Regions from separate parts of the Homo sapiens genome. Here region 1 is linked to region 2. Evidence: read pairs that join two places in POLR2A ChIA-PET (ENCODE). Cell type or tissue: GM12878. All regions are shown on one strand. Links, peaks and the distances in the headings refer to the core of each region. The heading gives the core; the rest is flanking DNA. Region 1 overlaps CRTC3 (CREB regulated transcription coactivator 3). Region 2 overlaps CRTC3-AS1 (CRTC3 antisense RNA 1).

What was found. ChIA-PET counts read pairs that join two places held together with the same protein. Peaks named below come from ENCODE experiments on the same cell type or tissue, not always from the same donor. Only the 100,000 strongest peaks of a DNase experiment are listed, where the experiment ranks them.
Region 1: POLR2A ChIA-PET joins it to region 2 with 6 read pairs; 3 of 35 experiments call an interaction of 5 or more read pairs at or near these places.

What each region holds. Positions count from the first base shown.
Region 1 is chr15:90,543,608-90,546,521 of GRCh38, reverse strand. The region is part of intron 2 of CRTC3 (CREB regulated transcription coactivator 3); the gene reads right to left. Among named protein-coding and RNA genes, the nearest start is that of CRTC3, 15 kb to the right of the region's middle. In GM12878, for the core only: no CTCF peak of the experiment used is centred there; no DNase peak of the experiment used is centred there.
Region 2 is chr15:90,653,776-90,656,689 of GRCh38, reverse strand. The region is part of intron 2 of CRTC3-AS1 (CRTC3 antisense RNA 1); the gene reads left to right. Among named protein-coding and RNA genes, the nearest start is that of LINC01585, 5.0 kb to the left of the region's middle. RefSeq lists enhancers at 1,400-1,629, 1,890-2,089. In GM12878, for the core only: no CTCF peak of the experiment used is centred there; no DNase peak of the experiment used is centred there; H3K27ac peaks cover 1,544 bases.

The DNA.
Region 1 (2,914 bases), core at 211-2,710, 110 kb after region 2:
ACGACTCTCATTACCTAATTCCAAGCCTTCCTATAAAGGTACAGTAATCAAGACAGTGTGGTATTAGCAAAATGATAGACAAAGAAACCAATGACACAGAAGATGGTATTAGCAAAATGATAGACAAAGAAACCAATGACACAGAAGAGTCCGGAAATAGACCCACATGTATATGGTCAATTGATTTTCAACAAAGGTACCAAGGCATTCAATAGGGAAAAGAAAGTCTTCATCAAATGGTTCTAGAACAATTTAACATCCCTATGCAAAATGAGTGAGCCTCAAACCCAAACCCTGTACCACACAAAAAAATTAACTCATAATTTACTTAAGTGTAAAAGACAGAGCTATAAAACTAATAGAGAAACACATAGAAAAAAAACCTTCGGGAACTTGAGTTAGATGAAGAACTCTTATTAATAGATAAGACAAAAGCACAAATCATAAAATAACACAATTGATAAACTAGACTTCAAAACTTAAAACTTCTACTCTTCGAGACTTGAGAAAATGAAAAAACAAGCCACAGACTGGGAGAAAATATTTGCAAAATACATATCTGATAAAGAACTGGTATCCAGAATATATAAACAACTCTCACAACTGATTAAGAAAATTAACAACTCAATTTAAAAACTAGACAAGGCCAGGCGCAGTGGCTCACGCCTGTAATCCCAGCACTTTGGGAGGCCAAGGCGGGCGGATCACAAAGTCAGGAGATGGAGACCATCCTGGCTAACACAGTGAAACCCCGTCTCTACTAAAAATACAAAAAAAATTACCCGGGCGTGGTGGCAGGTGCCTGTAGTCCCAGCTACTTGGGAGGCTGAGGCAGGAGAATTGCTTGAACCCAGGAGGCGGAGGTTGCAGTGAGCCGAGATCGTGCCACTGCACTCCAGCCTGGGCGAAAGAGTGAGACTCCATCTCAAAAGTAAAAAAAAAAAACAAACAAAAATTAGCCAGGTGTGGTGGGGCGCGCCTGTAAACCCAGCTACTCAGGAGGCTCAGGCAGTAGAACTGCTTGAACCTGGGAGGCGGAGGCAGCAGTGAGCTGAGATCACGCCACTACACTCCAGCCTGGGCGACAGAGCGAGATTCAGTCTCAAAAAAAAAAAAAAAAATTAAAACCACAATTGTCATATGATTCAGCAATCCTACTTCTGAGTATGTACCCAAAAGAATGGAAAGCAGAGCCTTGAAGAGATATTTGCACACCCATGTTCATAGCAGCATTATTCACAATAGCCAAGAGGTGGCGGCAACCCAAGTATCCATTAGCGGATGAATGGAACAAAATGTGGCATCCACATACAATGAAATGTTACTCAGCCTTGAAAAGGAAGGAAATCATGTCACAGACTATAACACGGGTGAACCCTGAAGACATTATACTAAGCACAAGCCAGTCACAAAAAAGACAAATAGTATATGATTTCCCTCATATGAGGCACTTAGAATAGTCAAAGTCATAGAGACAGAAAAAACAGTAGTTGCCAGAGGCTGGTGGGAAGGGAACATGGAGAATTCTTATTGAATGGGCATAGAATTTCAGTTTTGTCAGATGAAAAAATTCTGGAGATTGGTTGCACAATATGAATGTATGTAATACCACTGAACTATACATTTAAAAATGGTTTTAGAAGATACCAATAAACTACTTTAAAAAATGGTTAAGATGGTAAATTTTATGTTCTGTTTTTTAACCACCATTTTTTTGAAACTCTGAAATACCAAGTGCTAGAGCAGATACAGGGTCGCTGGAACTCTCATGCACTGCTGGTAAGAATGTGAAACAGTAGAGCCACTTTGGAGAACAGCTTGGCGATTTCTTATAAAGCTAAAGTTAATATACACTTACTGTATGATCTAGCAATTCCACTACTAGCTACTTACATAAAAACTGTATGTGAATGTTTATAGAATATTTATTCATAATTGCCAAAAGGTGGAAACAACCCAAATGCCCATCAACTAACTGATGAATGCATAAATTATCTACATCCATAGAATGGAATTCTACTCAGCAATAAAAAGAAATGAACTACTGATCAATGCAATGTAGTGGGTTAAATTATGGCCACCAAAAGAGATATCTTCAAGTCCTAAGCCCCAGAACCTGTGAATATGACTTTATTTGAAAACAGAATCTTTGCAGATGTAATCAAGCAAAGGTGAGATCATATTGAATTAGGGTAGGCCCTAAATCCAATGACTAGTTCTTTATAAGAAAAAGGAGAGGAAGATTTAAACACAGACACAGACAAACAATGAAGAAAGTCGTGTGATGACAGAGGCAGAGAGTAAGTGATGCAGCTACAAGTTAAGGACTGCCGCAGACCACGGAAGCTAGGAAGAGACAAGGAGGGATTCTTCCCCAGAGCATTCATGGTGCTGCTGACACCATGCTGATTTCCAACTTCTGGACTCAGAACATGAGAACATGAGAAAATAAATTTCTGTTGTTTTAAGGCACTAAGTTTGTGGTACTTTGTTACAGCAGCCCTAGGAAACTAACACACGCAACCACCCAGATGAATCTCAAATGCTAAGTGAGAGAAAAACTCAAAAGACTACGGACATTTGATTCCACTAATAGGACACTGGAAGAGTCAAAACTACAGATGGTGGTTTCCAGAGGCTGGAGGTGGGGGATGGAGAATACTTACAAACAGACACAAGGGAACCTTTTGGGGTAATGGAACTATTCTACATCTTCATTGTGGTGGTGATTATATGGCAAAGAGCTGTATACCTAAAAAAGGTATAAATTATATTGTATTTACATAATACCTCAAAAACATTTACTTAAAAAAAATCTGTGCTCTGGGACTCTCCTCAGTTTTTCAAGAATTTTTCTCAGTTCGGAAGAGGGCTCCCACCAGCCTAATTGGGGAGAATGTGAAGATCAAAATAA
Region 2 (2,914 bases), core at 265-2,764:
TAATGCCAAATTGTCCTCTAGAAAGGTTGTTCCAATTTACATCCCGTCAGCTGGAAGAACCCTATTTCCCCAACACCCTCCTCAGCCCTGAAAATTAGCAATCTTTAAAAAGTTTTGCCAGTGGTGAATATGTATTGTTCAGCGTTGTTGATGTTTTAATTAGCATTAATTTTGAGTGAGATCCAAAATCTTTTCATGATATTAGTTACTTGTGTTTCTCTGTGAACCGCAGGATCCTCTCCTTGCCCCTCTTTTCTCTGTTGGGCTGTTGGGCTTTATCTTATTGATAAAGGGCTGTTTATGAAGGAAATGAGCCCCCGTGTCCTCATCTGTAGGGTAAATAATTTCCCCAGTAGGTCTCTCTGCCACCTCCTGGCAGTAGGGGCGGAGCAAGTCCTTGCCACACCCACCGGTCGCCTACAGCTGCCTCCTCCCCTGGACTCAGCACATCTCTAAGTTCTTAAGCTGGCCCTGGACTCAGCACATCCCTAAGTCCTTAAGCTGGCCCTTCCCTTCCTTCCCTTCACAGGTGTTCTCTTCTGCTTTTTTTTTTTTTTTTTTTTTTTTGAGATGGAGTCTCACTCTTGTTGCCCAGGCTGGAGTGCAATGGCACGATCTCAGCTCACCGCAACCTCCACCTCCTGGGTTCAAGCAATTCTCCTGCTTCAGCCTCCCGAGTAGCTGGGATTACAGGCATGCACCACCACGCCTGGCTAATTTTTTGTATTTTTAGTAGAGACGGGGTTTCTCCATGTTGGTCAGGCTGGTCTCGAACTCCTGACCTCAGGTGATCTGCCCTTCTCGTCCTCCCAAAGTGCTGGGATTACAGGCGTGAGCCACTGCGCCCGGCCTTCGGGTGTTCTCTTCTGAACACATCTTATGGCTAGAGTTTTCACATTCAATTCGGTCCTCACAACTTCTGATAATGAGGACATCCCTTTGTAGTTTCTATTCTTATTGCAGATTTTAAAATACATGTTGTTTCAGTCATGTTTAGAAACTTGGGTTGGGACAGGGAAGCTGGAACAAGTGCTCGGGCTGCCATATCTCCAGTGTTAAAATCTTTTTTTTTTTTTTTGAAACAGGTCTGGCTCCGTTGCCCAGGCTGGAGTGCAGTGGTATGATCTCGGCTCACTGCAAACTCCACCTACCAGGTTCTAGTGATTCTCCTGCCTCAGCCTCCTGAGTAGCTGGGATTACAGGCACCTACCACCACACTGGCTAATTTTTGTATTTTTAGTAGAGATGGAGTTTCACCATGTTGGTCAGGCTAGTCTCAAACTCCTGACCTCAAGAGATCTGCCTGCCTCGGCCTCCCAAAATGTTGGGATTATAGGCGTGAGCCACTGCGCCTGTCCATGGATCCTTTCAAAGTCTTTAAATCTCTCCCACATCCTGGCTTCATCCTCCCCTGCCTGTCTCCATGCCTTTCCGGTGTGCCCCACAGAACACCAGCCCCATGAGATGTTCCAGACAAAAGATTCAGGGGACAGTTTGAGAAGTGCTGACTACCACGCCGACCTCTTGGAAATGGGCTGGCGTTTCAAAGATTTGAAGAAGTCCTTCAGTGCAGACATGTCTTCACTGTTTCTCCAGTAGCCAGTGCCCCAGGCTGGTCTGAACACTGAGGTGTGCACCCCTTCTCAGCATTATGCAGAATCAGCGCTTTCCATGCCTTGCTGGGGGGCATGCTGGCTTTCAGGAAAGGGCATCACTTTCAGGGAAGCGATGAGAGGGTATTGTCTACAGTGGCTAGAGATGCATGAAGGGGTCACGGTCACATAGGAAGCTCCTCAGAGCTGGGCCAGGGACAGGAAGTGACACATTTCACCAGCCCCCACTGCTACCACCCGCTCCAAAAGAGAAGGCAGAGCCAGCACTAGGAGCCTGGATGGGAGGCCAAGAGCCTGGATTCCAGGCCAGGATCCCAGATGGGAGTCCAGGAGCCCTGATGGGAGGCCAGGAGCCCAGATGTGAGGCCAGGGGCCCAGATTCAAGGCCAGGAGCCTGGATGGGAGGCCAGGAGCCCAGATGTGAGGCCAGGAGCCTGGCTGGGAGCCCAGGAGCCCAGGTGGGAGGCCAGGAGCCCAGATGTGAGGCCAGGAGCCCTCATGGGAGGCCAGGAGCCCAGATGTGAGGCCAGGAGCCCAGCTGGGAGCCCAGGAGCCCAGCTGGGAGCCCAGGAGCCCAGATGTGAGGCCAGGAGCCCTCATGGGAGGCCAGGAGCCCAGATGGAAGCCCAGGAGCCCGGCTGGGAGCTCAGGAGCCCGGGTGGGAGGCCAGGAGCCCGGGTGGGAGGCCAGGAGCCCAGATGCGAGGCCAGGAGCTCGGATTTGAGGTCAGGAGCCCGAATGGAAGGCCAGGAGCCCTGATGGGAGGCCAGGAGCCTTGATGGGCGGCCAGGAGCCTTGATGGGAGGCCAGGAGCCCGGATGGAAGTCCAGGAGCCTGGATGTGAGCCCAGGAGCTTTTACCTGGGAGCACCAGGGAGAACAGTGGCCACTTTCCTGGCCAAGCTAGTACATGACAACAGGGAGAAGAACCTCGCAAGTACAGGTAGGGGTTGGCGTCAGGGAGAAAAACGAGCTCTTTGTCAAAATATAAACAAAGAGCCCTGGAGTAACGGAAATCCTGGAGGTCTGCTCTGGGAAGTGCCCAGGTATCCAGGGTCAACCAGGGCTGCCTCATTAACACAGTGTGGAACTGCCCCGGGAGAGTGAGCCCTGAATGCCAGAATTCTGGGACAGTGAGGGACAGCTGTCAGCTGGGTTTCCCAAACTCTGCCCACCAACATCTTGCTATGATAATGTAGGCTCTACCTAGCCTTAAAATTTGTCAGCCAAACAAGACCCTTTTGAAGACCACTTGAGCCCAGGAGGCAGAGACTGCAGTGAGCTAAGATCGCGCCACTGCAC